Regions from separate parts of the Homo sapiens genome. Here all the other regions are linked to region 1. Evidence: chromatin loops called from intact Hi-C (ENCODE). Cell type or tissue: Panc1. All regions are shown on one strand.

Region 1 (8,000 bases):
GATGATGTCAAAAGTTTGGCGTGAGCAACTGTGTGAATGGCAGTATTGTTTACTAAGATGTGGAAGAAAAAGTGAAGAATAGGTTTACAGGAGTGGATCAGGTTGTATTTGACATATTATATCTAAAATGACTATGAGACAGCCAAGTGGAGATGTCAAGTAGGCAACTGAATATGCAAACCAGGGGGAAAAGACAGAGCAGGACATACATTTGAGACTCTTTAGTGTATAGATGGTATTTAAGTCATGTTGCTGGTTGAGATCACTTAGACATTAAAGTTAATTAGAGATCCAGAAGACAAGGTAAATTGAACCAAAAAAAAAAATGAGCAAAATCAGCTTATAAGATAGGAGGAAAACCAGGATCATATCGTGCTCTGGAAACCAAGTACAAAAAATGTTTCTATCATGTACAATGCTCCTGAGATGTCCACTAACAAGAGGATTAAAAATGGCAAAGTGGGGCCAGGTGTGGTGGCTCATGCCTGTAATCTCAGCACTTTGGGAGGCTGACGAAGGCGGATCACGAGGTCAGGAGTTCAAGACCAGCCTGGCCAACATAGTGAAAACCCCTCTCTACTAAAAATACAAATATTAGCAGGGAGTGATGGCGGGTGCCTGTTGCCTGTAGTTCCAACTACTTGGGAGGCTGAGGCAGGAGAATCGCTTGAACCCAGGAGGCGGAGGTTTCAGTGAGCCGAGATCATGCCACTACACTCCAGCCTGGGCAACACAGCGACACTTTGCCAAAAAAAAAGAAAGAAAAAAGAAAGAAGAAGGAAGGAAGGAAGGAAAGAAAGAAAGGGAAAGAAAGAAAGAAGAAAGAAAGAAAGAGAAAGAAAGAAAGAAAAAGAAAGAAAGAAAGGCAAAGTGGATTTAGTAGTATGGAGGTTCTTGGGACCTTGAAAAGACGAATATTAGAGGCAATACTAGATTAAAGTAGGAAGAATAAATAACACAACATTACATAACATCCATGTAAAGCATCTGCCTTTCAAACCAAATTGCAAAAGGACTGCCTCATGCAAAGATTCTATAAATTCAGGATAAAAAGACATTGCAGTGAAATTTCTTTAGACTCAATTTTCTCCAAGGCATCAAAATGGTAGATGCACAGTCCATAGTGAGATGTGAGACTTAAAAGAGAAGGTAGCAGAATATTCGTTTCCATCATTGGCTGACCATCTACCTCTAATATCTAAACAGATCTTGGATAAGCTAAGAAAAAATGATTGGAAATCCAAAGAGGATTTGTGGGTAGAGTATTGGTATTCTATGATTCTTCCTGACAGCAAAAGTCAAGATGCTTTCTTTTTCTTTCTGACAAGAGAAAGGGTTTGGAGGAAGCCGAGCTGGTGAGCTTAATCTATTATCCTTACTACCACCATGTTTGAGTAACTCATGCCTGAGAAACTCAGAAGGCAAGGCCTGGGCTGGCTTTCTGGAGATGATAAGAAAGAGGCTGCTGTTGCCTCAGAACCATCCTACACTCTCAATGGAACAAGGCAAAATTGTGTAATTTTCTCCTCTACTGTACCTGTTGTGGGCCATGTCAAGAGAAAGCCAGCTTGAGCTTGTCTTGGCTCTTGCCTAAGAGGAAGTATCATAATTTGTGGTATAATAACCTGGCCAAAATCTCAGTGGCTTACAACAGCAAATATTTATTATTTTCTTGGGTCAGCTGCACGGTAATTCTGTGGTCAGCTGGCAGCTCATCTAGGCCTGGATTGTCAAGAATAGCTTCATAATCTATAGCTTTATCATTGACTAGATGTTAGCTGGGTGAAGGTGATGCTATGTCTTCATTCTCCAGAAAAGCTCTAGCCTGAGCTTTTCACAGCATAGTGCTGACAGAGACAACTGAAAATTTCAAAGTATATGTTTTCTTCAAGCCATTCAATTGTTTTTAAATTTTTCTTTTATGTAGGTCTTATATGTTAACTGCAAATTTTATTTCTAGGTTATAGTATTGTTACTATTATCAACAACAATAATAATGAACATAAAATTACTTTTTGACATTTATTAGCAATTTATTTTGCAGTGAATGTTCAATAAATAGGCCAGTTAATTTTCAAGGTATTGATTTGGATGTATCTCTCTAAGACCTACTTAGTTATTTTTTATTTATAGTCTGTATTTTTTGTATACTTCCGTGTCTGAGCTTATAGATGTGAGGATTCTACACATCTGAGGATTAATTTTATCCCTACACATGTGAGGATTAATTGTGTCCCTATCTATTTCCACTCATATTTCTTGCAGTTTTCTTTTATTATTTTAATGATCTGTAACTTGATGTATAAATACTATTGACAGGTATGATTTATCTTCATTTGTGATTATAGGATATCTTTCTTTTTCTCATTTCATGATTATTACTTTGAACTCAAGCCTAAATGCCTCTTGTTCCATATTCTTATTTTAATAATAGATTTCTTCAAACTTGATAAAAGTTTTGCAATTCATACTTTTGCCTAATTCAGACAAAAATTAAGCTGTTTATATTCAATTAATGAATTATCTTTATAGCCACCTAATTACTTATAACATTGCAAGAATTAAGCTTCCAAAATTTCAAGGGAACAAATTTCTATTTAATATCTAAAAATATGTTTGAAAATGCGTGTTTTAGTAGCTACCCTCTTCACTAGCCCTAAGAATATTTTCTTCTTTGACTAAAAGTGAATCTCCAAGACAAAAGTAAATGTGGCTGAGGATTTCCTAGAAACTGTATACATTAATTTAAATATTAGTGTATTGACATGTCAGAGAAATTATTTTCCTTGCAGCAAGCACTATACAAAAACTATTAATAAGCTAATAACAACTTAATAGTACCTATTCAGTAATGGAATCATTGTTTGCCAAGACTGTATGCACTTACATTGTGCTAAGCATTTTTACACATTGTCTAATTTAATTTTCACAATAATATAAAGCAAGTATTTTTATTTTTCTTATTTACAGATAAAGGAACTGAGGCTAAGAGAAGTGACCTCTGACACCCAGCTAACTAGTGACAGAGGTGAGATTTGGGCTAGGGGGGTTTGATAGCAAAGGCCATGCATTTGGTCTGTTTTGCTTTTAAACTTAATATACCTTTTTAAGGAAATAACTTGAATGAATCAAGGGATATTAACTTAATTAGGAAGAAATGTATTTACAGAAAAATTGGAACTTTTTTGCTAATTCAGGTGAACAGGTTTTTTGCTAGACTGAATAATGAAGCTTCACTATTCTGAGTGTTTTTCTATTATGACACTACAAATGATTTAATAATTTTTAGAATTTGGATTGTATCCTAATTTTCTAAAAACTGTTTATCTTTTATTAAGATAAAAAATAATCTTAATAATTTGCAAAGCTTTTAATAGAACTAAATTATATGAATTTGAGGCCCCATCTGAAACTCAGCCATGAGATGGCATGCTGAAATCTCCAGGGGAGTGTTAATGCTGGCTTTCACTGGCATCGACAATCCACAGCGAGTGTGCAGGGCAAGGAGAGTTTTTATTTCCAAGTCTAAACCGAATGAAATGCAATTAATTCTGCTGTCTGGGCCGCTGGTGCCCTCTACAGGTCAAATAGATGCTATACAGCTTTAGGTTTCACCTGTTAAAATGTCGTTTTAGCGCTAAAAGAACTCTGGGTCCCATTGCATAGTAGCTTCTTTACAGGGTACTGTCACTCTTATTGGCATAAATAATAGAAATATTGAGTAAAAATCACCTAAATAGCCTCATTCATGTGTCTAGCAGTTGGATAGGTGTTAGCTGGGATGATGGTGATGACGTGTCTCATTCTTCAGCAGCCTAGAGTGGTTATTCATATGGTAGCAGTCACAGGAACAATTGAAAATACCAAAGAGTATGTTTTATTTATGCCTTTCAGTTGCTTATTTAAATTTTTTATATAGTTGTTATATAATTGTAATGCAACACTCATATATCAATGTCTTAAGTTATTCAGTTACATCAAGATGATTATTTCTTTAAAAAAGTATGGGGAGACAGAAGTGGAGATGGCAGTAGTACAAGTTTTATTGTAAAGATCAAATGAAATAAACTATGTAAAGCTTATGGAACATAATAGGTCATCTGAAAGCAATTATTTTTACTTAATCAAATTTTAAAGTTTTATGTGAGAACAAAACAAGCTAGGGTGAGGGTGGAATGGTTGGGGGTGTGAAAAACGTAGGCAACACAGAGGAAGGGCTTACTCAGTCCTCATTTAAAATACCTCATTAAATATATCATGTGTACAAAATAGAAAAAAACACAAAATATAAGCATATTTCAAGTGTAATTAGGGAAAACGCATTTGTGGTCATTATTATGTATTATTTTTCTACATCAGAAATCTAAGTTTTCAGTCTTTGTTTAGAGTAATCCTTTATTGGTTTTTTACATTTTGTAACACAGATTAGTTTGGAGCTCCTAACTTTACCATGGTAAAGAGACAATCTGTAGTTCTGTTTTCTCATCTTTTACATGATAAGTAATAGTGAAGAGTCATAGTGTCCTAACTTCACTTGTTTTTTAAAAAAAATTTTTCTCCCATTTTGTAGGTTGCCTGTTCACTCTGACGGTAGTTTCTTTTGCGTGCAGAAGCTCTTTAGTTTAATTAGATCCCATTTGTCAATTTTGGCTTTTGTTGCCATTGCTTTTGGTGTTTTAGACATGAAGTCCTTGCCCATGCCTATGTCCTGAATGGTAATGCCTAGGTTTTCTTCTAGAGTTTTTATGGTTTTAGGTCTAACGTTTAAGTCTTTAATCCATCTTGAATTAATTTTTGTATAAGGTGTGAGGAAGGGATCCAGTTTCAGCTTTCTACATATGGCTAGCCAGTTTTCCCAGCACCATTTATTAAATAGGGAATCCTTTCCCCATTGCTTGTTTTTCTCAGGTTTGTCAAAGATCAGATAGTTGTAGATAGGCGGCGTTATTTCTGAGGGCTCTGTTCTGTTCCATTGATCTATATCTCTGTTTTGGTACCAGTACCATGCTGTTTTGGTTACTGTAGCCTTGTAGTATAGTTTGAAGTCAGGTAGCGTGATGCCTCCAGCTTTGTTCTTTTGGCTTAGGATTGACTTGGCGATGCGGGCTCTTTTTTGGTTCCATATGAACTTTAAAGTAGTTTTTTCCAATTCTGTGAAAATTTTCGCAACCTACTCATCTGACAAAGGGCTAATATCCAGAATCTACAATGAACTCAAACAAATTTACAAGAAGAAAACAAACAACCCCATCAAAAAGTGGGCGAAGGATATGAACAGACACTTCTCAAAAGAAGACATTTATGCAGCCAAAAGACACATGAAAAAATGCTCATCATCACTGGCCATCAGAGAAATGCAAATCAAAACCACAATGAGATACCATCTCACACCAGTTAGAATGGCAATCATTAAAAAGTCAGGAAACAACAGGTGCTGGAGAGGATGTGGAGAAATAGGAACACTTTGACACTGTTGGTGGGACTGTAAACTAGTTCAACCATTGTGGAAGTCAGTGTGGCGATTCCTCAGGGATCTAGAACTAGAAATACCATTTGACCCAGCCATCCCATTACTGGGTATATACCCAAAGGACTATAAATCATGCTGCTATAAAGACACATGCACACGTATGTTTATTGTGGCACTATTCACAATAGCAAAGACTTGGAACCAACCCAAATGTCCAACAATGATAGACTGGATTAAGAAAATGTGGCACATATACACCATGGAATACTATGCAGCCATAAAAAATGATGAGTTCATGTCCTTTGTAGGGATATGGATGAAATTGGAAATCATCATTCTCAGTAAACTATTGCAAGGACAAAAAACCAAACACCACATGTTCTCACTCATAGATGGGAATTGAACAATGAGAAGACATGGACACAGGAAGGGGAACATCACACTCTGGGGACTGTTGTGGGGTGGGGGGAGGGGGGAGGGATGGCATTAGGAGATATACCTAATGCTAAATGACAAGTTAATGGGTGCAGCACAACAGCATGGCACATGTATACATATGTAACTAACCTGCACATTGTGCACATGTACCCTAAAACTTAAAGTATAATAATAATTTAAAAAATAAAAAAAAACACACTTTAAATAAACCCCCCCAAAAAATTTTTTTTAAAGGCTAAATTAGAGATTCATATAAAAACACCTGACACTTTTCCTGGGCATGGTTCTAAGCTCTTCACATATGTTAACTTATGGACTTTTACAATAATAATTCAAGGTAAGGAGTAGTATTTTTTTCAATTTTCCAAAGAAGGAAACTGAGCTACAGAGAATTTTAATAAATTGCCAAAGATTATACATTTTGTAAGTTTTGAAGCCATCCATGTGGGGCAATCTGGTTCCAGGATATATATGTTTAACTGTTCAACTTTGAAAATTTGTAAAAACAAAAAGTATTATTTAAATCAAGATATTACCATTAGGATTAATATTAATCAGATCATTATTTCTCACATTCAGCTTTCTATGTTAACAAAGTTAATCTGAACAAAATAGGATCATTTAGCATGAGCAAGTCCTATGGTTTTAGGCTCTTGGGTAAGTGTTATTCTTAGATTTCTAGATATTGTAATTCGGGCACCATTCAAACTGAAGGCAAGTTACAGTATTTCTCTTCATTCAAATAGATTTGATTGTTTTGGTTACTTAAGGTTTTCTACAACTTAATGCCACTAAGGCACCACTTGATGGCAGTGGTAACCTGGGTTATGATGTCTATTTAGGTCTGGAGATAAGATGGAAATACAGTGATTTTTTAAAGCTGAATCCAACTAAACATCTATCTAAGATATGGTACTTAAAAGACAAAAAGACATGGTTCACATACATATTTGAATTACAGTTTTATCAAATATAAAACTCTGTGTCCTGCCTCTTTCCCACACCAGATTCATTATTTTAAAAAATCAAACCAAAGCAAAGCAAAAATCAATGTTAGGTTTCTTTGTGGTTGTTCTGATAGCTCTAAGGACTATACCTACGACACTTTTAAAACTATATCAACCTTAAATTTATTTAAATTTCAGCTTCTCCATCTATTACTCAGTTATCACCACTCTCTATGTCTTAGCTGATCACTTCTGCAACTCCAAACATGCAAAACCTCTAATTCTTTACTTCTCACTTATATAATGAGAATACTAATGTTCCCCTTCCCTTCATCATCTCGTCTTACCCTCACTATGCTCTCATTTCTGTCAGTTTTTTCAAAGTTGAGAAAAATTTGTATTCTATTTTATGATAATTAAGTACTGCAGATTTTGCTTATAATTTTAACCTAATAATTAAAAACCAAAGCCTGAGTTTATATCACTATGAGTATAAAAATACTGCTTATTTCAAAGAAGAGTCATGTGCCATGGTTGCATTACCTTTTCTACCAAGGCAATGACACATATCTGTGCCATTAGATGGAAAATATTCCTAGCATTAGGTACAAGTGGATTGTCCTATTTTATCCTGAGACCATTTTTAAATCTCATTGTCAAGGTCTTCTAATGTGCTTGATTGGTATTCTCCCGGTGTTTCCCATTCATTCTCATTTTTATGGTAATTTATTCCTTTAAAATGTATTTACCATCATTTTAATGGGTTCTCATGGGAGTAGGACTAAACAAATAAAATAATGATTAAATAGTATGAGCTACATAATGTTTAATCAAGAGTTGATGTAAAGAGAAACTTTTAAAGGAAACATAATGCCCATCATCATAGGACCAGTAAACTTTAGGGCTAGAAGTCTCTCTGTTATTTTACAAATCAAACCAAAGCAGAATAAATTAATTTTCTAAAATTGCACAAGTTAGTCTACAATGAATATCTTATCTGATGTGATTCTTTATTTCTTACCTAATGACAATTGATTTTAAGGATACCTGATAGCTAATATTTGCTTAAAGCATTTGAATTTGGTGTAATCTATACCCTTTAACCTAATAATGAAAACCTTTAGATCACTTAAGTCAATAGAGGC
Region 2 (8,000 bases), 240 kb before region 1:
ATTGACAACGCATTGGAGTCATTTTTTAGCAGTTAAATAATTTCACCCTTTTCCAATTCATACACATATCCTAAAGTTCAAAATTAATATAATGAGTTGCTGAATGAGTCTGAAGATTAGGAAATAGATCTTCATGTGAAATATATGCTCTCTGGATTTAATCAGATGGGCAAATACCAAATAGATTTTTTTTCCACCAAACATAAATATTTTCACTTACTTTGAGTGAAATCTAAAAAGAGAGAATGGTCTCAAGAGTTTTACAATATCTAGGTGAAATAATCCTGTTTGGGGGATTTCATACACGATTCCACTGAGTAATTTCTGAAGAAGAAGTGCAATATAATTTTATGTGTCTCAAGACTAGTATTAGCTTTTGTTCAATATCTGAAATAATGCAATTTCCTTTCTCAGACCACACTAATTTATTTTAACGAATTCATTCTCCTGTTCAAAAATCTTTATGTGATGCTGCCTACACTCTAGAAGGCTGAGGACAGTGTCATCTACCCCTTCCCTCTCTCTCTCACAATAATTACCCACAGCAGCAAGGCTCTTAAGAAGTGCTTGTGGAATGAATAAATTAAGGTTCTCATGATTATACATTGCAGATATTAACAAAGGACAATGTATTACTCTCCTTCACCTGCTACAAATATTCACACTCACAGGTGTACACTCACATACTTATAATATTTCAGTGTCAGTAGTTGGACATTATTTTCAGGTATATTTTTCAAAAATTAAATTTATTGTGTAAAATGCTTCGGACTGACAGTCTTGAGAGGAAATATTATACATAGATCCCAAGGAAAGGCTTAAAAGGTATTACTGATTTTCTTCTCAGCAGGGCAGAAAATGTCTTCCATTTTTTAAAGGCAAATTACAAATATAGGTTTTATTGATATTAACAGGTATTAAAGTTAAAGACGGTCTTAAAGAAAAGGTAATATCCATAATTGCCATCTCAAATCAATATATATCCTGATGCTGAATTTCAAAATTAATGTTTTTCATGTAAGGCATGAGGCCCAGGATCAAGTGGATTCAAGTGCATTCATGGCAAGATGAAGGATTACTTTCTTATGCTGTCAATTCCAAATAAAGCAAATGTAAAATAACTTCTTTTAAGAACTAACAACCTCGGCCTTTAAATATGTCCATTTTAAAGACTGAAATGTCAATAAAGAAGTTACAATATTTTATTTGTAAAGCCAACAATACTGAGTCATTCCTGGGCTTTCGTCTCTAGCACCCATTCTACCTGGGAAGGGCAAGGCATTTCATTTAACCATTTTAATAAATCACTTAGCAGGATTTGTTCAGATAAAATCATTACTTAGCATATTTCTCTTAAATTCAAATTAATGAATTTTCATTTAGATGGAGAATTTTGGACTTTAAAAAAAACATTACAATGATAAAATCTCCAAATAAGCCAAACATGTTGATATTTGTTAATAACTTGCAACATAGGCAAAAGACACAATTCTTTAGTCATCCTCTAATCAAAACAACCTTAGATAATAGAAGTATCTGCATAGAAAATGGTATATGCAATAGACAATGATCAACTTAAGCTTAAGGATAAAAGACCAATCATAGATAAATTAATTTAAATAAAAACATTCCAATTCTCCCCTGATTTTCCCTCATTAAAACATCCAAACAAAACATGTGGTACCTTTTAATTTTCTGAATGAGTAGCTCCCAATCAATGCTTCCTCGGTTAGAGACAAGCTGAAGAATCTACCGAAACAAAACAAAAGAAACATATATATATATATATATGGATTTGTTAACTAAATATCAAAAATTATAACTCACCAGTAAGCAAATGCATTCTTTATACTCAAATAATAAATCTATGCCTGGAGGTCTGTAGCACAAAAAAAATGCAGTACTTGAATATTTAGGAAGCTCAATAATGAATTTTAAAAGATCTTTACTCTGAGATTACATAAAGCACATCCTATGAAAAACGAATTGAAAATGAAACGAAATAAAATTAAAAGCCCCAAACCATTACCAGCGCATATGCAGCAATACCACTCAAGTCTAGCCTTTGAGAACTGCTGCAGAATCCTTCTCCGGGAGCATTATCCCCACAGGCTGGCTCTCTGGCTCTCTAGCTCCAGACAGACGCAGTCTGCAAGCCACCAGCTCGTGTCTGTGTGTGCCGGGGAAAGGGAAGCTGCAAATTAGAAGTCCCCGCAGTGGCGAACAGGAAAATAAGGCGAGTGGGAGAGAGGGAGAGAGCTCACTAGTCTCAGAATTTTCGAGAATGATGACAAGCCACTCAGCTCCGCCATCATTCACTGACAATAGGATGCAGCCCTCACTTACGATTTAGCGGTTTGCCATAGGGGCTTCTGGTACCAAATGCCTGACAGGCATTTTAATTGCCTCCATCCAAGTGTGTCCCCAGGAGTCGAGTCTATCAGCCTATGAATGTCATCATCTGGTCTCCTTTGTGTTAATGCCAGACACACACACACACACGCACGCACGCACGCACACACACACACCGCTTAAATAGAGAAACAGTTTTCAGGCATATAGGATTACAAACAAGTTAAGCTACACAAACTGGACATGACTAAATACTAGTTTATGGGAATTTTTATTATCTGCATTAAGGACATCAGAGATTTGTTGATGTTTTGTCATTGGCAGATAATTACAATATTTTTAACTATCGCATATTGCTTATTTATATTCCAAAATAAATATCTTCATTAAAGAAATGCATATATTTATGTATATTTTCCTACAGAAAATTCAATACCCTTTTAACAGTTATAATTATGCACTTGGCCATGTTTTCCTTACAAGAGAAAAAGAAAAAAAAAAAACAGAGAATTAGAAAACCAGGGCCGATATGTGATTTCTGGGGGCAATCTATTTACATACAAAAGCAAAAGGAGGTGGCAACCAGCTTGGTCCTGGGGCTTTTCAGTCCCTGAGGGCCCAGGCAGAGAATTCAATCTTTGGCATAATCTGTATCCCCTCCATGTTAGCAACTGAAATTAGCAGTTGAATATCCCTATTTTACAGTGCCCTTGTGTAGGGAGGTTAAGTGTGGAATAATTTCCTGCATTTATTTCCTGGGGAAAAGGGAAGGAGAAAAATGTCAATAAATAAGTTAATTTTTACAGCATTGTTAGCAACCTGAACCAGTGAATGGAGCAAAATTCGATGAGAACCAAAAAGGCCAGCTGTGAAGAAGGTTGCTGGGAAGAAGCATCACCATGGTTACTGGAAACAGAAAGTCAAGAAAAAAAAAATATGATGGCAGAGAAGAGAGAATGAGACTACAGGGAAGGAAATTGAGAGACAGATGATATGTTTCTTTTTTTTTTTTTCCTTCTTGAAAGAATCGCCTCCATCAGTTTTATACTGTATTTTGAATTAAGATAAATTTGCATTCTCCTTGAGCCACCTTTCTGCCCCATTTTTTAATCACTAGCTAATTTTGCTTTCATAAATATTCAAACTACAGTTCTTTTGTATGAGATCAATTCTGCTACCCCTTGCCTCTATCCAAATACTGGCTTCATGGAACCACTTAGCCTAGTCCACATCCTTTGTTTCATAGGTGAGAAAGCTGAGGCCCAAAGAATATGACCAAGGTCACAAAACCCAGGCACCCGCAGCGTTTCCTGATTCAATCCTCTGCCTTTCTTCTCTCACCAAGTGACTTTCTTTCCCTGCTCTCTTTTGTTCTGTTTGCAAGCAATACAGATTCCAGAAACATCCTTTGTCTTTGATTTTTTAAACCTTCTTGTATTTGCTACAGCAGTGATGTATGTCCCTCTTTAAAATGCATTGCAATCATTCTGAAGACTTTTGCAAATATCTGTGCTGGATTGTATTTGAGGTCTGAGGAATCTGGGGTAATTATGTCACTGCTTTTCTTTCATTTCCAGTCTGGCAATCAGATAAATCAAGCATGATTGCCCTTTTGTGAACCTATCTTGTTGAGCCTGAACTTCATCATTACATACTAGGCACTCTTATCATTACTGGCCTCATTATTTCTGCAAGCATAAAACTGGGTAATCAAATTGAGTCGGTCTCCCAAGGCACCTTCTAGGTATAGACAAGTTAAACTTTCCTGGGTTACCAAAAACAATGAAGCTGGAAAATGGAAAGCCCAGGTAAAATTAAAAATTACAATAATAATGATAATAATTCATTCCAAAACAACCACTGGAGGGCGCAAAATTTCTTAAAATCTTTCTAAACTACTCAGTAAATGTGGCTAGAATTTTGACCTTCATATTTTACTGTTTTTATTTTCTTTCCAAACTGTTCTTTCAATATTCAGTTTATATGATTCAATGCTTTTGGATTAACTCATCTATAGATAGGGTCATACTGCTTTTTTTGATGTCTAAAAGACAGTTGCTGCCACCATCATCATCCTCTCTCCCCAGTATGTAGCTATAAAATGAATAAATCACATTTTGAAAATGTATGACTACCACAGGTAATAATCACAAGAGATTTCAGGTTTTAGTGAATCCTACATACTGGTTAGAATTCTTCCCCCGACCCGCAAAAAAAAAAATGCCCCTTTAAATATAATCTCCCTGTTAAATGTCTATTTTTCTTCAGTGATTTTGGATAATGAGGTGATTTTTCAAAGTGAATGCTTTATTTTAATGTATTGTCTTCTGTTCACTTCTGAACATAAAAAATGATGCCTAAGACTTATGTCTGGGAACATGAATCATATTCTATCATGAAAGCACATAACAGGGTCCTGGTCAGTCTAAAAAAATAGCACAGCTTCCAAAAACATTTAATACTCTCTGGAGGTCATTTAATATTTAGGGATACCTAGTTCAGTACATGAGAATGAGTTGGTACACTCTTTTTCTTTTCTTTTTTTCCCAATTGTTTCCAACATGGAGTAAGTACCATATGTGAAACATAATTACTGCCCTTAGGTATGTCATATTCTAAGAATACAAGACAACCGACAATTGAGATACTTCTGTGAATTTTTAGATTTTTCATATTTATGCCCAAAAGCCTAAACTGATGCTTGCCTTACCCTTCTTCTGTCTGACAGTATTTTAGACCTTGGATTACCACCATTCATCCATTCAATCAATTGTGATGGCACACATACATATTTTTCAGACTCTTTACAGGTTCTGGGAATGGAAAAAAAGTGGGAAACAGGATTTCCTTTTCAAGACACTTCATTTAATAAATTAGTTAACAGAAGGCCAGGCATGGTGGTTCATGCCTGTAATCTCAGCACTTTGGGAGGCTGAGGTGGGTGGATCACCTGAGGTCAGGAGTTTGAAACCAGCCTGGCCATAGTGAAACCCCATCTCTACTAAAAAAAAAAATACAAAAATTAGCTGGGTGTGGTGGTGCATGCCTGTAGTCCCAGCTACTTGGGAAGCTGAGGCAGGAGAATCTCTTGAACCCAAGAGGTGGAGGTTGCAGTGAGCCGAGATCGCACCACTGCACTCCAGCCTGGGCGACAGAGCAAGACTTCGTCTCTCAAAATAATAAATAAATAAATAAATTAGCAGAAACCTAACTTCACACTTCCTTTTCTCACTTTGATGAGATACTATGACTCCACCCCTCTGTCATATCTGCTTCATTGTAGATGCCTGATCTTTAAGAATCTGATTTAGCTATACTCCCAAATTTAGTTAATTCACCCCTGTGCCTCTTCTGAAATAACTTTGATTTCATTCCCTAAATATATTGGTCTGCGTATTTGTGTATGACTACCTAAACTCTCCAGGAATGAATAATGGAGACTTATCTTCCTTACCTCCTTAAAGCCTTTGCTCATAGATCATCTTCCAACCAGGGCTTTCCTAACTACCATAATGAAAGTTGCAACCATGCCCTTTCCATGGCTTTTCATTCCCTGCTGCATTTTACTTTTTTCCATAGCACTTATCATAGCATAAACTTTTCTTATTTACTTCTAACTTCACCCCGCTAGTTCCACGAGGGCAGTCATTTTTACATGTTTGGGACACTGGTATCCAAAGCACCTAAAACAGTGCCTGGAGCGTACTGGCACTCAAACATGTTTTTTAAATGACTGAATATGAAAAATCACACTAGTGGATGAATTGGAATGTCTAAACACAAGAGAAGTTTTTGTATTCCATATTGTCTTCCCTATTCTATATATTCAGTCTTTCTTAAAAATATTGCCTTTTATTTGTAAGCGACTCCTTGCCACATATATATGTATTTTTTTTTTTTTTTTTTTTTTTTTTGAGATGGAGTCTCACTGTTGCCCAGGCTGGAGTGCAGTGGCGCGATCTCGGCTCACTGCAAGCTCCACCTCCCGGGTTCACGCCATTCTCCTGCCTCAGCCTCCCGAGTAGCTGGGACTACAGGCACCCGCCATCACGCCCGGCTAGTTTTCTGAATTTTTAGTAGAGACGGGGTTTCACTGTGTTAGCCAGGATGGTCTCGATCTTCTGACCTCGTGATCCGCCCGCCTTGGCCTCCCAAAGTGCTGGGATTACATGCATGAGCCAGCGCACCCGGCCTTCCTTGCCATATATTTTGTAATCAATATGTTTTATAATTTCTATTATAGGATGTAAATTTATTTTAAATAGAGACTTGTCTCCTACTCTCTTTGAATTCTGCAAAGTACCTAGCATGGGGCTATCAGCTTTTAAATGCTCAGAAAGAGTTTGTTTGATAAATCATGCCTTCTCTTGGTATTAAAATGTGCTAAATTATAATTTTTAGATTTTTAAAATAAAATTTGACAAATTAATGCTGCCTCATGGCCAAAATATTTTGGAATGACCTTTGTAGAGATATGACTACACTTACTAAAATTTGTACTTTCAAAAATTTATAATAGAAATAATACTTATGCTTTCCCCTAGTATTCTTGAGTTTGTTATTCTAAATCAAATAGGCAGATGTGTAAGTATTTTACAAATTATCATGATATCCAAAATCACTGAACACTGTTTTGCCTTATTTACTATAGATGACATTTTCTCTTCCAACAAAGTTGGTCCACACAAAAATATATTTTGGTCAAAAAAGACAAAAAGTGTCATAATCAGCACATTAGTCTTAGATATACAAAATGATAAAATTATATTACTTTTTACCTACAAAATGCCAATTTCAAATGGTTCAACCTAATACCTAGAGAAGCTATACATGGATGCGGGATTGGGTAGCGTGAGTTGTACAAAATGACTCCCATGTTTATTGCAGCATTATTCACAATAGCTAAGATATGTAAACAATCTAAGTGTCTGTAGATGGATGAATGGATAAAGAAACCATAATCTCTGTGTCTGTGTGTGTGTGTGTGTGTGTGTGTGTGTATCTATACTATGCAGCTCTAAAAAAGAACAGGATCTTGCCATTTGCCACAATGTAGATTAGCCCGGAGGACATTATGCTAAGTGTAGTACATTAGACACAGAAAGAAAAACATTGCATGATCTCACTTATTTGTGAGATATAAATAACAATAATAATAAAAATTCAATGATACAGACAGTGAACAAAACTGTGGTTACCAGTGACAGGGCTGGGGGACAGTTTGGCAGTGGCAGGGAATGAGGAGATGTAGGTTAGAGTATACCAAATAGCATCATGTAGAATGAGCAAGTCTAGAGATCGAATGTACCATGAGAATCATAGGTAATAACATTGTACTGTACAAAAACCAAATAAACATCACATGGTACCCCATAAATGTATACAATTATGATTTGTCAGTCAAAAATATTAATAATAAAACTTTTAAAAAATGTGGTATATTCATAGAATATTGTTTGGCAATAAAAAAGTGAAGTGCTGACATGTCACAACACAAATGAACCTAAAAGCCATTATACTCAGTGAAAGAAGGTGGTTACAAAAGGCCATATATTTTATAATTCCATTTATATGAAATACCTAGGATAGTCAAATCCATAAAAATGGAAAGTATATTAATGGCTGCCAGAGGCTTGGGGCAGAGGGTA
Region 3 (8,000 bases), 860 kb before region 1:
GGTCACATTATTGATAGCTAGTAGTATTGTTTTCCAAGTAAGTTTATATGTTCTGAGATTTCTGAGATATGTCTTCTGATCTTCCTATTTTATCTAAATAAATATATTTGAATAATATTTTCATATTTCAAGCTAGGAGTATATTCAGAGATGATGAATAACCGATACTGTACATACCTATACCTTGTATTCAAGAGCTGGGTACACTATGGATCTAGTTATTCAATTGAAATAGAAGAGCTTTAAATGTTACAATATACTTGGCCACATGTCATTTTATAACTATATAACTATTCAGTTTCCATTCTCTTTGTTATCCTTGAATTTTGGACATTTTGGGGCTTTCTGACCAGTTGAAATGCATGTCACAAAATTTATTTTCTTTTTAGAATAGAAACCTACGTATGGATGTAGCAATAATTATTAGGATTTTTAAAATCTATGCTCTCCATAGTTTATGTCGATCTTATGGTTTTTTGCGGAATAGACAATAAAACAGTAAAATCCAGATGTTAAATAATAATGGATATTATTGCTTGACTGCTCCCTATCTGCCAGACACTGCTAAGTGAATGGTCTCATTCTTTTTCTTCACAAATCTATATAAGTATTTTAATTATTTTTATTTTACAGTTAAGGAAATTAAGGTATAGAGAGGTTAAGTAACTTGCCCCAAATTACACATATATTCTAATTCCAGAACCTACACTCTTTACCTATATACTGTTATTACTGCCCAGAAGTGCAAAGCAGATGGGCCTTTTTTCTTTTCCTATTTCCTTCACTCAGTGGGCAACGAAGTGAAAATGGAATGTTTTTTCTAATCTAATGAGAGCTCTTGGTTAGTCATTTCCTGTGTGGTATGTGTTCTTAATTCTAAGGGCATAAAGAATTAGGGAGAGGAATAGAGAGGAAAAAAATAATACTTCTTCTTGACATGTGTCTAAAATGGGAATATCCAGTTTTTAAGACCTTGAGCATGGGACTAATTAACTATCAAATAGCAAACCTAGTGTGTTTCATTTTATATTTTAACCATAATATGTGAGAGCAACTGATGCTGTTGTTTAAATGAATACTGGGCTAGATAACCTCTCCAAGGTGTTCTCCATTTCCATAATTCTAAGAATTCTGTCATTCAGAACTCTGAAAAAGACTCCATCCAGCCCACTTAGTAACTTCAGAATAATTTTTAATGCTAGCTGCAGTATTATTTATTAACAAATATAAATGACTTAAAAATACTGCTATGACCTTGTCGATCATTCACTAAGAGCACTTGACTAGTAATGTGTGGTCTAATTTTTAGTTGCCTTTGATTAGAGGATGATTTCAGAAAGCATAATGCAGTGTCTGCAGTGAAAAGCAAAGACCAAATCTGTTTAGTAACGCTCAACCCAATGGCAAGAATATGTAAATATTTAATCTTTTTATCCTCAGAGAGTAAATTATGTACTCTTGGAGACATTATTCTCTCAGACCTCTGGACTTCACTGAATGCACTGATGCAAGAATTCTAAATCATTCCATTCTGGTTTGAAGTTTTACTTCAGCTTCTAGAAGTTTCCAGCATTTACAAAGGAATGACTCTTGTATGAGAGAATCAGGCTTAGATATCTTTACTCTTTCATATTGTAAAGACAGTGCATAAATTCCCAAATGTGGCATCATGTAGGCAAAAAAATATCTTGAGACTTGTTGGATCCACCCTTATTTTCCAAATAAAGTGTCATACATAGTGTCATTGAACTAAACTAGGAGTAGGCTTAGAAACCATCTTCAGGGATTTTCATGGAATACTCATCTGTTTTCGATATATAGATTATTTGCCTATTTTTTTCTTTTTTTGTTCCATCTTTATATTGTCTAAGAGTAAACTTCAATGTGTGGGTTGGGAGTGGGAAACTTTGTGCTGATTAAAGGGTAGATATTTGACCTAATTAAATATATGATGAATAGAAATGGAGATAGAAAAAATTAAGGGAAACAATAAGCGGGGAAGAAAGTTTTGATGTGACCCAGCATGTTCAGAACTAGAGGCCAGAATACAGAGATGGAAGGAGTGGGGTGCCAACCTTCTCATTGCTTAGTTTTGGAATCATTCGATGCCAGTTACATTCTCTGTTTCTAGAACAGGGTGAAATAAAACCAGGGGAAAGACAGTCAGTTGGAGTTTTCATCAGCACAGTAGTTATGTTGATATACCTGTAAGGAATCTGCCCCTCAGAGCTTTACTCCACCTGATACACCCTGGTCTTGCTTGGTCCTGGGTCTTTTTACACTCCCATTCTACTCTTTTCCAGAAATGGTAAGTATCAAAACTGTCCCAACCAACAATGACAGTGAAAGAATCAGTTTTATAACTTGAGAATTGCTGTAGCCAGCATTAAAAGCAGACCATGTATCTTCTGAGAATGTGTCCCACCACCCTCCTTTGAGAACACAGCTGTGGCTTTGGACTTGGTAGTACCTAGGTGGGATGTGTTTAATTTCTAGTTTGAGTTTCACTGCACCACCTTTGCCTGTAACTTTCCATGTATATGCTATTAGCCACAGTGAAGTTCTTACTCATTTCACAGCAGAATGATCAGAACTGTTTCTATCTGAATTTTCACAAAGAAGATAGGCCAGCTGACCATATCTGGGCCTTGGACCTAAGAAATCAACTAGAATGGAGTATACTTTTGGAGCTACCCAAAGTGGGAACCCAGTATTTCAAGTTCAAGCCAATTTCCTGAGGGAGGCTCAAGAGTCAGTGCCAAAGAGAACAGATATACACTCCAAGTTCAGAGTGTGAGAGCCTAGAGTCAGGAATGAAATAAAGCTTGATTGAAGCAAGGACAGTCAGCAACAATTGAGAATGGTCTAAATAGAATGATTTCCAAAAATGCTAATGGGTTGTCCATGGCCAGTAGGAGGAGGTAGGTACATAGCTATATTAACATTGATAATCCCAGACCATTCAGTCCAAGCTAGAGACTGCTAAACAAGCTATTGAGAGGTACGGGAGGTGTATTCATCCATTTTCATACTGCTATGAAGAAATACCTGAGACTGGGTAATTTATTAAAAAAAAAAAAAGAGGTTTAATGGACTCACAGTTCCACATGGCTGGGGAGGCCTCATAATCATGGCGGAAGGTGAAGGAGGAACAACAGCACATCTTACATGGTAGCAGGCAAAACAGCGTGTGCAGGGGAACCACTCTTTATAAAACCATCAGATCTCATGAGACTTACTCACTATCACAAGAACATCATGGGACAAACCCACCCCCATGATTCAATTATCTCCCACCACGTCCCTCCCACAACATGTGGGGATTATGGGAGCTACAATTCAAGATAAGATTTGGGTAGGGACAGAGCCAAACCATATCAGAAGGGATAATGTGAAGGGATGAAAGAGGATGAGGGTACTGGATTTTGATCTCTTTAGTACTCTGATTTTATTCTATTGCTTTCTACAGATCTAGATTAAATACTGTGCAATATTAAATAATACCTTATATTTTGATGTTTATGAACATATATAGAAACCCCTTGTCCCTCCAGATGTTAGAAGCAGAGTAGCAAAATCTGTATACTTAATTTCATTAATAAAGAAAAAAATCTTCAAGGATTTAATCTCTGGAGGAAAAAGCAACAGGTGTTTTCAACGGCTGTACCTAAATAACTGTACCACAAGATGGTGCTCACACATTAAAGTCATGCTGTTTTTCAAGAATTTTGCCTCGTCTAAATTTTACAATCTGAAACAAGACATTGTTTATGTTTTAAACTATTTTTGCATCTTTTAGTACAAATTTCCTTAGCACTGAAATATAGTGAGTTTTAAATTTAAGCTGATTTGGTAACAAATGCCATTTTTATGGAGGAAAAAACCAACAATTCCACTTTTGTTTGCCCTAAAGATCTTTTATTGTATAATTTCTGATATGTTAAGTGGGTTGAAGTTTATATTTCTACCATGCTCACTTTTTTCTTTTATTTCCTTTAAATTCAAGACAGTGCAACATAAATTAGCAGAATTAAAAACACATATATGTGTAACCCGAGCATTTGTGGACAACTGTCTCCAGCTGCATGAAGCGAAACGTTTGGACTCCGCCACTGCTTGCATGGCGAAATATTGGTATGCATGCTACAGTAATTAGAGTGCGGTGTGTGCTCAGACTGATATGGAATTCTGCCAATTTTAAGCTCAGCCTTGAGGGTCTTAAAGGAAGAAATCTGTGAAATGAAAAATAAAAGTGAGACTCCACTTTAAAAAAAAATGCTAAAAAGTTCCATTAAGCATATGTATAATGTGCTAAAAATGTTTCAAGTTGGTATTTAATTTTTTTATCCTAATAGGCAAGCAAAGTTAGTATTTAATTCTTAACTTGCTATTGAAAATAAAATATTAAGAGTGGGAAAATGAAGAGTGATATTGATAGGATGACTGATTCATTCATTCAAGTAATAGTTTAATTTCAAATTATCTGAAGAGTGGCAGTATAGTGAGGCTGAAAGGGAACAGTAAAACTTAGGAGTCTTGAGATAGAGTCCAAATTCTTTTATTAAATAACTATAATTAAACTTAATTCCATCCAGGAAAATGTTTTTGTTATCTGTGAAATGACTAAGTTGGACAGGATTTTTCTATTTAAGGTGCTTTCCAATTTTAAGAAAAAATTCAGGAAGAACTGGCTGTCCAATCAAAGTTTCACAGGCTCTATTAAGTGAAAGGAGAATAAAAATCCTATTAAGTTTAGAAAGACTTCGATTTGAATTAAAGATTATTAGCAATGGTGTTAAAGATGAGTTGAATGAAAAAACATCCCTGTATGTCAGACTTTTGTATATTTTAAGATTTTAGAATATACAGTCTAAATCAGATTCTGGAAGTAGATTTGGTTTCCTCTTTTTAAAAACAAACATTCTCCCATATCATTAGCCCAAGAGTAACTTAGAATAAATTCCTGTCATTATTCATTAACTTGTGTTCAGTTCAATCACAGGTAGAACAGGGGAAATATTTTGTGCTTTATATAATGATCCCATAATAACAAAATTGCCAGGTTGAAAAATAATGTGGAATTACTTTTCAGAAACTTGCACTTTTGAGGAGACTTTTTATATTTACATTTACAAGAAGTTCTTTGACTAGTGGCAAAAAGTGTAAAAAAAATTTACATATTTTTGGAAAAAGAGAAGTTTGGATAGCCATTGACCTTGTTATTTGAAAACCTCAGGTTTATACACATGCTCATATTTCACACTGAAACACAGGAGGCAACTAGTTATAGCCCAGTAAATATTTCACTAAAATACTTGCCAAATATAAAAAATTAGAGAAATCCAAATATTATTGTCCCCAAAGTCTTGTCTATTAATAATTATATTGTTAATATATTGCTTAGAAATATCCTCACCTGTCGTATGGTCTGAGTTTTAAATTATTTTAAATAAAAAGAAGTATCTACCCTTATTTTTGCTTTATGCTTCCCACTATTGAAAAATAAGTAGTGGGGTGCTGTAGCTTGCCACTGTAGTAACTCCTACTTGAGAAGCTGAGGTGAGAGGATCCTTTGAGCCCTGGAGTTCAAGACTGTAATGAGCTATGATTGTGCCACTGTATCCCAACCTAGGCCCTAGAGTGGGTGAGACTCCATCACTAAAACAGACTCACAAACAAAAAGAAAGAAAGAAAAGAAAAATAAGTAGAAAAGAATTTTGAACTAATGTATTTTTATGTTAAGGTGAATAAAATCTCTATCATGAATTTTAATGATAGAATTGTGATATTATCAGAAAAGAATTTTTCTCAAGCACTGCATGTTTATGTATACAAACATTATATATAATACTAATACATACACTTCAGGAATAATAATCTCTATATAATTTTCTAATGTTTCCTATATGATAGCATATACTTTGTTAGTCTGCCCTCTTAGGTTTTCACTTTTATCTTCAATTTATTTCTGAAAAGTCAGAACCCTAAAAAATTGCTTTTTTATACTGAAATTCAGAATCGTGATCTTCAAGTAGAAAGTGACATCATTGGAGAAAAAATGCATATTACAAGGGCAAAAAGAACTAGGTGGCTGAGTAATTTAGATCATATAGAGAATCCAAATAAATTAGAACATATTCAAGTCTTTACTGCATGTTTTTCTAGCCTCAAATAGCCAAAATCTAATCATCTGAGTTTTCTACCTTTTGTTTCTAGCCTAACAAAAACCTAGCAAGAAATATAATTAATGAAAAAGGTACTCTTATATGAAAATTCTCTTGAAATATATTTCATATGTAATTTTTATCTTCTTTGCTTAGCTAATATGCCGTTCTAATTGCTTAATAAATGTGCACATTTAAACAATTGTAAATAATTAGTTTTCTGGTTTTGAAGCACCTCATGAAAATCCATTTCAAACATTTCTTTTCTGCCTTTTATTTTGGTCATTTAGGGCATCTGAGTTACAAAATAGTGTAGCTTACGACTGTGTACAGCTCCATGGAGGTTGGGGATACATGTGGGAGTACCCAATTGCAAAGTAAGTATAGTTTTCTGATACACTCTTCTTTATGATGTGAAGAAAAAGGAAAATTTCTTTACTTTGTACATCAAATGTAGAGGGAAAGGAGGTGTGCAATCTTTTGAATTTTTCAGCTGAATACAGACAAAATGTATTCAAGCAAATGGAAACAGCTTTTTTTTTATCAACTCCCTACTAGGATTTTATTTTTCTTAAATAAAGTAAAGAGACCAATAAACAAAAGCTTGATCCTTGGCTTTATTTGAATCCTTATGTAGAAGGACAAATAGTATTTTCAAAAATTTTTTAATTTTTTTATTTTTTATTTTATTTTGAGACAGTCTCGCTCTGTCACCCAGGTTGGAGTACAGTGGCATGATCTGGGTTCACTGCAACCTCCACCTTCCAGGTTCAAATAATTCTTGTGCCTCAGTCTCCAGAGTAGCTGGAATTAACAGGTGCGTGCCATGACACCTGGCTAATTTTTTTGTATTTTTAGTAGAGGTGTGGTTTTGCCATGTTGGCCAGGCTGGTCTCAAACCCCTGGCCTCAAGTGATCTGCCTGCCTTGGCATCCCAAAGTACTGGGATTACAGGCGTGAGCCACTGCATCCGGCCAAATACTACTTTTTTTTTAAAACCAAAAAAAAAAAAAAGCAATACAGAAAAATTAACTGGCATATGAAAAGGATCTAAGTTGTCACATATCTTAAATATCTGATTATTTGTTTTGTTCTAAAAAAATTAAAAATCTTCTTTCTAAATAGATTTATTTCCTTCAAATTGAAAGAAATCAAATATATCTTTTTATCATATATGAATATTCTTATCAGTTTGAAGCAGTACTAATTTGTAAATAGGCAGTGTCCCCATTCATATTTCTTCCTCAATCTCCAGAATTTCCTTTTCTCCTAACAGTCTTTTGCCTCAGAAGTCTCCCCATAGCTTTTTTTCCTCATCACCCTAGAAAATATATTTTTCTGATTATTTAGCAATGATTTTGGTTTAGAAAATTTTCCCAAGGAAATTTTTTATTTATACAGAAAAGTTCAGTTTGTTCTGAATCTGAGAGTAAGAATGCTATAGGCTTCTAAAAATGTTTTAAGATTATCTTAATATAAAGTATCTAAAGGGAAAAATTATGAAACCTACATTCAAACTGGCAGCCTAATGATTTCAAATTTATCTTTTTGGTAAGTATAATTGGAAACATTTAATATGCTTATAGTCCTTAGAAAAAATATTTTACTAAAATTACATTAAGAACAGAAGCTATGTAGTGGCTCAATGTTTGTGTGGTTTAGTTCACATTTAAGAAAGGCCTATTAGGTGGGGAGAAGGCAATCATCTAAATGGCTTAAGATTAGAGCGTGGCATAAGCCTTGGTCTCTGTTTTCTCGGAGTCAACTCCTTCAAGTTGGTACCAAGCAAACAATGTAGATTGATGGCTTATTTGAAATCTCTGGTTTCAGTTTGAG
Region 4 (8,000 bases), 220 kb before region 1:
GTCAAGCCTGCAGAGGGCCATGAGCACACCACTGCACTCCACCCTGGGCAACAGAATGACACCCTATCTCAAAAAAAAAAAAAAAAGAATCTCAAAGTTGTCACCACACCAGTTCCTTAAATGTGACATAGGTACTGCATCCACTGGGAAAATAAAAGAAGTTATATGTTTGCAATTTTAAAAAATCTTATATTCCCTAAATTACACTGTTCTTTCAGACCTACTAAATAAATGTAAGAAAAGTAAAAACACAAGAAATCACAAATGTATGTTTTATCATTCTTCACATAAATGTTTCATTTTTTTGAAAAGATTTCAATGTATCACAAAATAAAATATGCTTTCCTATCTGAAGTATTAAATAACAAAGCAGCACAGGGAACAGGTGAGAATGCAATCCATAGCCTTTCATCTGTTCTGTTTAGTCTCAGAGTCAGAAGACAAGGACTCATGTTGTATCTAACCAAGCTAGCTTATTTATTTCCTTCACCCTCACATATATCCTACCTCCTACTTATTCCCTGCACACAGATTTATATTGGTGCTCCTATTTGGCATTGTTCCAAGTAAGCTGAATACTTGTTTCATAGCACTAATCATAGTCATGATAATATAGCATTTTATATTTCACCAAGTACTCTCAAAGCAATTACTTCATTTTGTCCTAGAAGCAATGACACCCCAGTCTTGGTTTATAAATGCCATTTACCACTAAAAGGAACAAGAAGTCCTTGAAAAAAAAATGTGGCTGACTCCAGGACTGGCACAGGGAAAATACAAAGAGTCTCTGGACATCTTGTTGCACCAGAAAGCAGAGAAGTGTTGAAGGACTGACTAATGAGACTTGATGAAAGGACACCACTACTGTCTTGGTGGGGCTCCCAGTGGCCAAATTTGGTTTTTCTCTTTATTTTTTTGAGACAGAGTCTTTCTCTATCATCCAGGCTGGAGTGCAGTGGCATGATCTTGGCTCACTACAACCTCTGCCTCCCGCGTTTAAGCGATTCTTCTGCCTCAGCCTCCTGAGTAGCTGGGATTACAGGCATGCTTCACCACACCCGGCTTTTTTTTTTTTTTTTTTTTTTTTTGTATTTTTGGCAGAGATGGAGTTTCACCATGTTGGCCAGGCTGGTCTTGAACTCCTGACCTAAAGTGATCTGCCTGCCTCGGCCTCCCAAAGTGCTGGGATTACAGGTGTGAGCCACCACGCCCAGTGGAATGGCCAAATTTGAAATAATTTGGGCACCAAATATAATAATGATGGTATTAGATTATAAGACATTTACTGAAGGAAAATCCATGAGGCTATAGAGATACTCTAACAGAGGGAGGGAGGGAAGGAGGCGTCGGCGGGGAGAGAGAAGGAGAAGCTTTAGAAAAGGAGAGGAGTTGGGGGAAAAGTCTTCTTTAGAGAAGAATGCCAGTTAGTAAGGGCAGAAAGAATGATAAACTTTAAAAACAAAAAATCACCATTTCATCCTCCAATATAGTAACAGACTCAGGTAAGAATCACTGATGTATGCTGAAACTGCTGGGTGAAAGAATGTGGGGAAACAGGATATTCCCATGGCCTTGAAGTATCCCCTACAGATTCCTTCTTCATTACAGAGGCAGAGAGGTACTTTTACAAGTAAATTGATAAAAAGTGTCCAATATCATCTATTTGGTTATTTCCCCAAAAAATATATACTCTGAACCTAATGATCAGTAAGCAAATAAGAACTTCCACGATGGGAGACAGTCTTCAAGACAACTGGCCTGGTATTTCCAGAAACATTAACGTCACAAAATTTTAAAAAAGCAGGTGCTGGTTACTAGATTAAAGGAGACTAAAGAAACATGGTAACCTTGCTTATTCTTGGATTATTATTATTATTATTAGAAAAAGAACATTTTGGGGACAAATGAAGGAATTTGAATACAGGTTACATACTAGATAATATTATTGAATGAGTGTTAAATTTCTTGGCTCTGATAACAGTATTGTAGTAATGAGAATGTCTGGGTCTTTAAAGATACAAGACGAAGTGTTTAGAGGTGAAGTGTCTTGCAAACAGTTCAGAAGAAAAATGAATGTGTGGCCGGGCGTGGTGGCTCACACCTGTAATCCCAGCACGCTGGGAGGCTGAGGCAGGCAGATCACCTGAGGTCAAGAGTTCAAGACCAGCCTGGCCGACATGGCGAAACCCTGTCTCTACTAAAACTACAAAAATTAGCTGGGCTTGGTGGTGCGTGCCTGTAATCCCAACTACTTGGGAGGCTGAGGCAGGAGAATTGCTTGAACCCAGGAGGCAGATGTTGCAGTGAGCCAAGATCACGCCACTGCACTCCAGCCTGGGTGACAGAGCAAGACCTACCTCAAAAAAATAAAGAAAGAAATAAAATAAGAATATGTGTGTGTGTTTATGTAGATATATGAATGTGTGTATGCACATGGTATATACATATATATCTTCCTGAAGAGATGAGAAAGATAACATTGTCATCATGTTAACAATTAGTGAATCTAGTGAAGTACACACAGATATTCATTGTACTATTCTTTCAATTGTTCTGTAGCTTTAAAATTATTCAAAATTAAAAGTTTGGAGAAGAAAATATTGTGTGTGTTCCAAATAGCTCATGATACAGTGGTGGAGAAAGGCACATAAAACTGTTTAGAGTTCAATGTGCTCAGCTCTGCGATGAGTTTTTCATAAGGCACCATGAGAGTACAGAGGAGGATAAGCCGAATTCTAACTCCCTCAGTGCACATCCTGTGCTTTTTCCACTCCCACACTGCTCATGGACTTGAGCCATTAAAGGCTCTCTCATCTTTCCTCCCTGCATCACTTCAACCTGTTACCTTTAGCTGCCTAGTAAAACAGGACCTAATCTAAGCTAAAGACAACCTGGCTCATTCTCACTCTTCAGAGCCCCTGGGATCCAGGGCCATTTCAGGATGCCAAGGACTCATTTTACAGACTATTCTGGTACTTGTAAACCCACTTGGAAGAATGCCTTGATGAGTCTTCCAGTGATGCCTGATGCTGGAGTTGGATAGTGGCTCTACTGGACAAGAGCCTCCACACGATTCACTCTGGTGTGAATGTGCATGCTTACACTCCATAACCAAGTTGGAATGTAGCAGCTTAAACAGGGAAAAAAAACCACATTTTTTTCCTGCTGTCTACCTCCATACCATTCTTGAAGAATTGGACAGGAGTCTTCTCTTCTTACCAGACAGGTAACGGAAACAACAATTTGTCATGAGACTCACATACTGGACTAAAGTTTAGTCTTCTCAGTACAGCCAAAATGCTCCCATTATGTGAGAGAACAAGATGGTGCCACAAGTCTGTTGTCTGGTCTCAGAATTAGAAACCGTAAGTCCAAGATTCAGATGAACCTGAATAGTATTTTATTCAGTGTATTTTGAATTAACAGTGAATGTGAGATCACAGATTTTCCAGAGCCTACTGAGTATTACTTAACTATGTTAAATTATTTTAAACAGTTCAAAAGAAAGGACAGTATCTTCTGTTAACATAGATATTCAAAATATATTTCCTTATCTGGTAGATGTCAACTTAATTCACCCAAATAATGTATAATTATAATAATACATATTTAATATATAGCACTTAACTCTGTATTTCCATTAGGAGAATGATAAGCATTATACTTGAATATTCTTATTTTGTTTTGTTTTGCATTGCTTAATAATTAAAAAAGAATCTCAGCAGTAAAGACATAATTTTATATATGTAGTTTAAATTTTTTTACAACGTAGGTTAGAACATTTTTGGGTTTAATATGCCATTGTCAGCTACAATGGTTTTATGTCAGATTACCTCTAGTTAAGATATTTCCTTCCATTTTGGTTGTTTCTTTCACTGTGTAATCCTTTTTTTTTTTTTTTTTTTAATAGGCCAGATTATGTTGCCAGTATGTGTGCGTGTATGCAAGGGTGGAGGTGTTTCAGGTTGAAATCTGGCACCCATGTTTAGGCCTCACATTTCTCTCTAAGCAGTAGAGGGCAGAGTTGTAGCACTTACTATGTGCCAGACACTGCTAAGAACTTTACAAGGTTCACGTAATACTTACAGATTTAGGATGCAGATCCTAGTATTGTCTCCACTTCAGAGATAATGAAACTGAGGTACAGAAAATGAAATAACTTGTCTAAGGCAACGGAGCAAATAAATGGTAGAACCACAAATCTTCAAAAGAAAGAAGGCCTGGGGCGGGATGCAGTGGCTCGCGCCTACAATCCCTGCACTTTGGGAGGCCAAGGCAGGACGATCGCTTGAGTTCAGGAGTTCAATACCAGCTTGGACAACGTGGCAAGACCCTGTCTCTACAAGAAATATTTAAAAAATTAGCTGGGCATGGTGGTATGTGCCTATAGTCCCAGCTACTTGGGAGGCTGAGGTAGGAGGATCACTTGAGCCCGGGAGTTGGAGGCTGCAGTAAACTATGATGGTGCACTGCACTCCAGCCTGGGCAACAGAGCAAGAGGCTGCCTCTAAAAAAAAAAAAAAAAGAAAAGAAAAAAAAAAAAGAAAGAATGCCTGAAAATGATTTTCTCTTTTCAATTTCTTTTCAAGCAGAAAATCCAGCTTTTCCAGAACTAATACCATTAAAAGGATAGTTAGAACACAACCACTAGGCTGTCTTTCTGGATGCCAGGCCTGTTACAAACTGCAGATGCTGAGAATGTGACTAGATTTTGTAATTCATCCTTGAAGGATGGGAGTAGAATATTGGCATTCTCCAGTTTATAAAGACAAATATTAAATATCGCTTGGTTTTCCTGGCTAGACTTTTGATATGTTTGAATGATACTACAAATCTGAGCTAAAAATGCTTTTTGGTACCTCTATGCCTGGCACAATCCAACAATTTAACAAATGCTGAATGGATAAATAAAAGAAATAAACTTGAGTTGTGAAGTAAAGAAATAAAGCTGAATTTCAATTTTGACTCCTTCATATTGAAAATGTATAGATAAGCCCCTTTATTACTAAAAAACTAGAACTTTGCCTGTGGTTCTGTATGTTCTCAATGCTAATTTACCTTATCTCCAGTCCAGTCATAAGCCTTAATAAACAGTCCCATCCGGGTCTTTCCTTCTTCCCAGAATTCTCCATAACACAAAATTGTCCAACTCTCGGCCTCCATTAAAACAGCTTCCCCTATAGCAGATTCCACCGGGAATGTGGAAAATTTTTTAAAAATAACTGAACTGAGTGAATATTCGCTGGCATCTTAGCTTTCTCAGAATATGTGCATTTTTTAAGTGTAATAAATCCTTGTTTAGCAGATAAATTCTACCAAATAAACCTCCATAGTTGAATTCTAGGCAGTAAATAGAAGCAAACATACAAAACAAACAAATAAACCAAAAATCAGACCTAGGATTATAAAATGAAGGATAGGATTATGACGGGCACTGGGCACCCTTTTGCTATCTTCTGTATGAATCATCTGTTATTTTCCAGACATGAAGTTGGAAGCCCCAAGAACCAGGATTTATGATTATATTTGCCCATTCGATGCCTCCCCTAAAATTCTGACACTTTAAATCCCTTCTGAAACAAGGCAGAAAGTAAATTATATATATATATAAAAATAATATATATATTTATATATGATAGATACATAAAATGTGTATATATTATATTTAATGCATATATAAATTATATATATATAATATTTATCAGATAGTTACTGTGTATTTAAATTCTGTGGTAACAGTTTACCTGCTACCGAAATGAATCTAAAATTTTAGTCCCAAAACGAGCTTTTATTTTATTTTTTAATTTTAATTTTTTTTTGAGACAGTCTCTGTTGCCTAGGCTGGTGTGCAGTGGAATAATTCAGGCACAGCTCACTGCAGCCTCAACATCCCAGGCTCTATCAGTCCTCCCACCTCAGCCACCTGAGTAGCTTTGTATTTTTGTAGAGACAACGCTTCACCACGTTGTCCAGGCTGGTCTTAAACTCCTATGCTCAAACAATCCATCAGCCTCTGCCTCCCAAAGTACTAGGATTACAGGCATAAGCCACTGCACCCGACCCCAAACCAACCTATTAGACTTTCATTCTCCAGTCTGCATTCTTCACAGCAGCCTACTGTGGCAGCATCCATCTTAACTCACAATGGTACCATGCTTACATCTGTCTGAATCCTACACCCTCGGGTAGAAGAGAGTGGAGAAGACCAGTCCTAGAATATAGGACGCTGTGGCCAGAGTAGTGGGCTAAATTTGGAGCAGGCAGAATAAACAGGGGATTTCTTCTGGAGACCACCTAGCTGCCAAGGGTTACAGGCTGAGCCAAGCCAGGATCTGGTGGGGAGAGTTTAGATTTGAATACCCAAAAGACTGAATTTCAATGCTTTATTAAAAAGCAGAAGCAAGTATTAAGATGAGAGTCAAAGAGCTAAAAGGTCATCTCCTGAGATAGAACTGTATATTTCTGTCATGCCTTCATTCTCAGTAGTTTACACTGTGAAACAGGTATCTTGAACACACCCATTGGATCCCTTGTCCACGGTGTATATGCTGGACCCAGCTCCCACCCACTCTCGAGTCAGTTGTGAGCTTCTTTTCTCAACTCTGTGGTCAGTGACATCACGAGGACAGCTTGAAACTGGCCACAGGAGTAGTATTTACATACAGAAATCCGCTAACTCTACAAATTAGGGCATTTTACATCTTTCCCCACTCTCCTTGACAGCCACTTTACCAGCATACCACTAACTATCAAGAAATTAAGAGATGCTTCTTCTTTTCAATGTAATACATTTATTTAGGCAATGATAACATTCTCAAATACGCCACTTAGGGATGAGGACAAATTAAATAAGTGTAGAAGGGATAGCCCAAAAATAAGATAAATAGAGGCATAAAAATAGTTTAAATTACTTGAAATCACTTTTTGGACTTCAACTGAGAAGTTATGCCAATAACTACTATCATTTATTAAGTCTAGCACTACTATTAATTGGTGCTATTAATAACAGCAACAATAATCAGAGCAGTCATTTACATCAGGAAATCAATGTATTGTTTACCAAGCACTTTCCTGTATGTTATCTTATATGTTCTTGTAAAGGTGATGAGCCCAGGAATTTTTAAATTTCCATACATACATTCATAAACACAAGCATCTGGTTTATGAACCAGGCAACACCAGGATCTCTTTTAATGATGTACGGTACAGGGCTCTTCTCGCTGTACCATACTGCCTCTTAAAAATACATCCTTTTTAGGCTGGGCGCGGTGGCTCACACCTGTAATCCCAGCACTTTGGGAGGCCGAGGCTGGTGGACCACGAGGTCAAGAGATCGAGACCATCCTGGCCAACAGGGTGAAACCCCATCTCTACTAAATATACAAAAAATTAGCCGGGCGTGGTGGTGGGTGCCTGTAGTCCGAGCTACTCCGGAGGCTGAGGCAGGAGAATGGCATGAACCCGGGAGGCAGAGCTTGCAGTGAGCCGAGATCGTGCCACTGCACTCCAGCCTGGGCGACAGAGTGAGACTCCGTCTCAAAAAAAAAAACAACAACAAAACATTCTTTTTAATGTTTTAACTCTGTTTTGTGACAGTGCAGTGCTGTCAAACAGTGTTTGTTATAGTCTTAATATTTTTCCCAGCTAAATTAATTTCAATTTTAATTGATTTTCAAACTAAGTATTTTTCTTTTTTCTTTTCTTTTTGAGACAGAGTCATGCTCTGTTGCCCAAGCTGGAGTGCAGTGGCGCGATCTTGGCTCAGCACAACCCCTGCCTCCCGGGATCAAGCGATACTCCTGCCTCAGCCTCCCAAGTAGCTGGGACTACAGGTGCGTGCCACAACGCCCGGCTAATTTTTGTATTTTTAGTAGAGATGGGGTTTCACTATGTTGGCCAGACTGGTCTCAAACTCCTGACCTCGTGATCCACCCGCCTCGGCCTCCCAAAGTGCTGGGATTACAGGCATGAGCCACTCCACCCGGCCAGTAAGTATTTCT

Evidence for each region. Hi-C counts contacts between places; a loop is a spot of excess contacts. Peaks named below come from ENCODE experiments on the same cell type or tissue, not always from the same donor. Only the 100,000 strongest peaks of a DNase experiment are listed, where the experiment ranks them.
Region 2: a loop joins it to region 1, with 10 times the contacts of the local background. A loop is called at or near these places in 49 of 110 quality-filtered maps.
Region 3: a loop joins it to region 1, with 4 times the contacts of the local background. A loop is called at or near these places in 30 of 110 quality-filtered maps.
Region 4: a loop joins it to region 1, with 4 times the contacts of the local background. A loop is called at or near these places in 50 of 110 quality-filtered maps.

The regions. Positions count from the first base shown.
Region 1 is chr2:209,330,203-209,338,202 of GRCh38, reverse strand. No RefSeq gene overlaps it. Among named protein-coding and RNA genes, the nearest start is that of MAP2, 90 kb to the left of the region's middle. In Panc1, CTCF peaks have their summits at 3,259, 3,563 (motif pointing left), 6,513 and 6,713 (motif pointing right); DNase peaks (open chromatin) are centred at 3,552 and 6,722; H3K27ac peaks cover 3,011 bases.
Region 2 is chr2:209,573,785-209,581,784 of GRCh38, reverse strand. MAP2 (microtubule associated protein 2) reads right to left here. Exons shown (of 16, transcript NM_001375505.1): 3 at 1,685-1,749. Among named protein-coding and RNA genes, the nearest start is that of MAP2, 150 kb to the right of the region's middle. In Panc1, CTCF peaks have their summits at 3,982 and 4,188 (motif pointing right); no DNase peak of the experiment used is centred here; H3K4me3 peaks cover 524 bases; H3K27ac peaks cover 827 bases.
Region 3 is chr2:210,191,345-210,199,344 of GRCh38, reverse strand. ACADL (acyl-CoA dehydrogenase long chain) reads left to right here. Exons shown (of 11, transcript NM_001608.4): 9 at 4,007-4,134; 10 at 6,455-6,541. Among named protein-coding and RNA genes, the nearest start is that of KANSL1L, 24 kb to the right of the region's middle. In Panc1, CTCF peaks have their summits at 3,465 and 3,665 (motif pointing right); a DNase peak (open chromatin) is centred at 3,724; H3K4me3 peaks cover 270 bases.
Region 4 is chr2:209,552,568-209,560,567 of GRCh38, reverse strand. The region is part of intron 2 of MAP2 (microtubule associated protein 2); the gene reads right to left. Among named protein-coding and RNA genes, the nearest start is that of MAP2, 130 kb to the right of the region's middle. In Panc1, CTCF peaks have their summits at 3,820 and 4,021 (motif pointing right); a DNase peak (open chromatin) is centred at 4,017.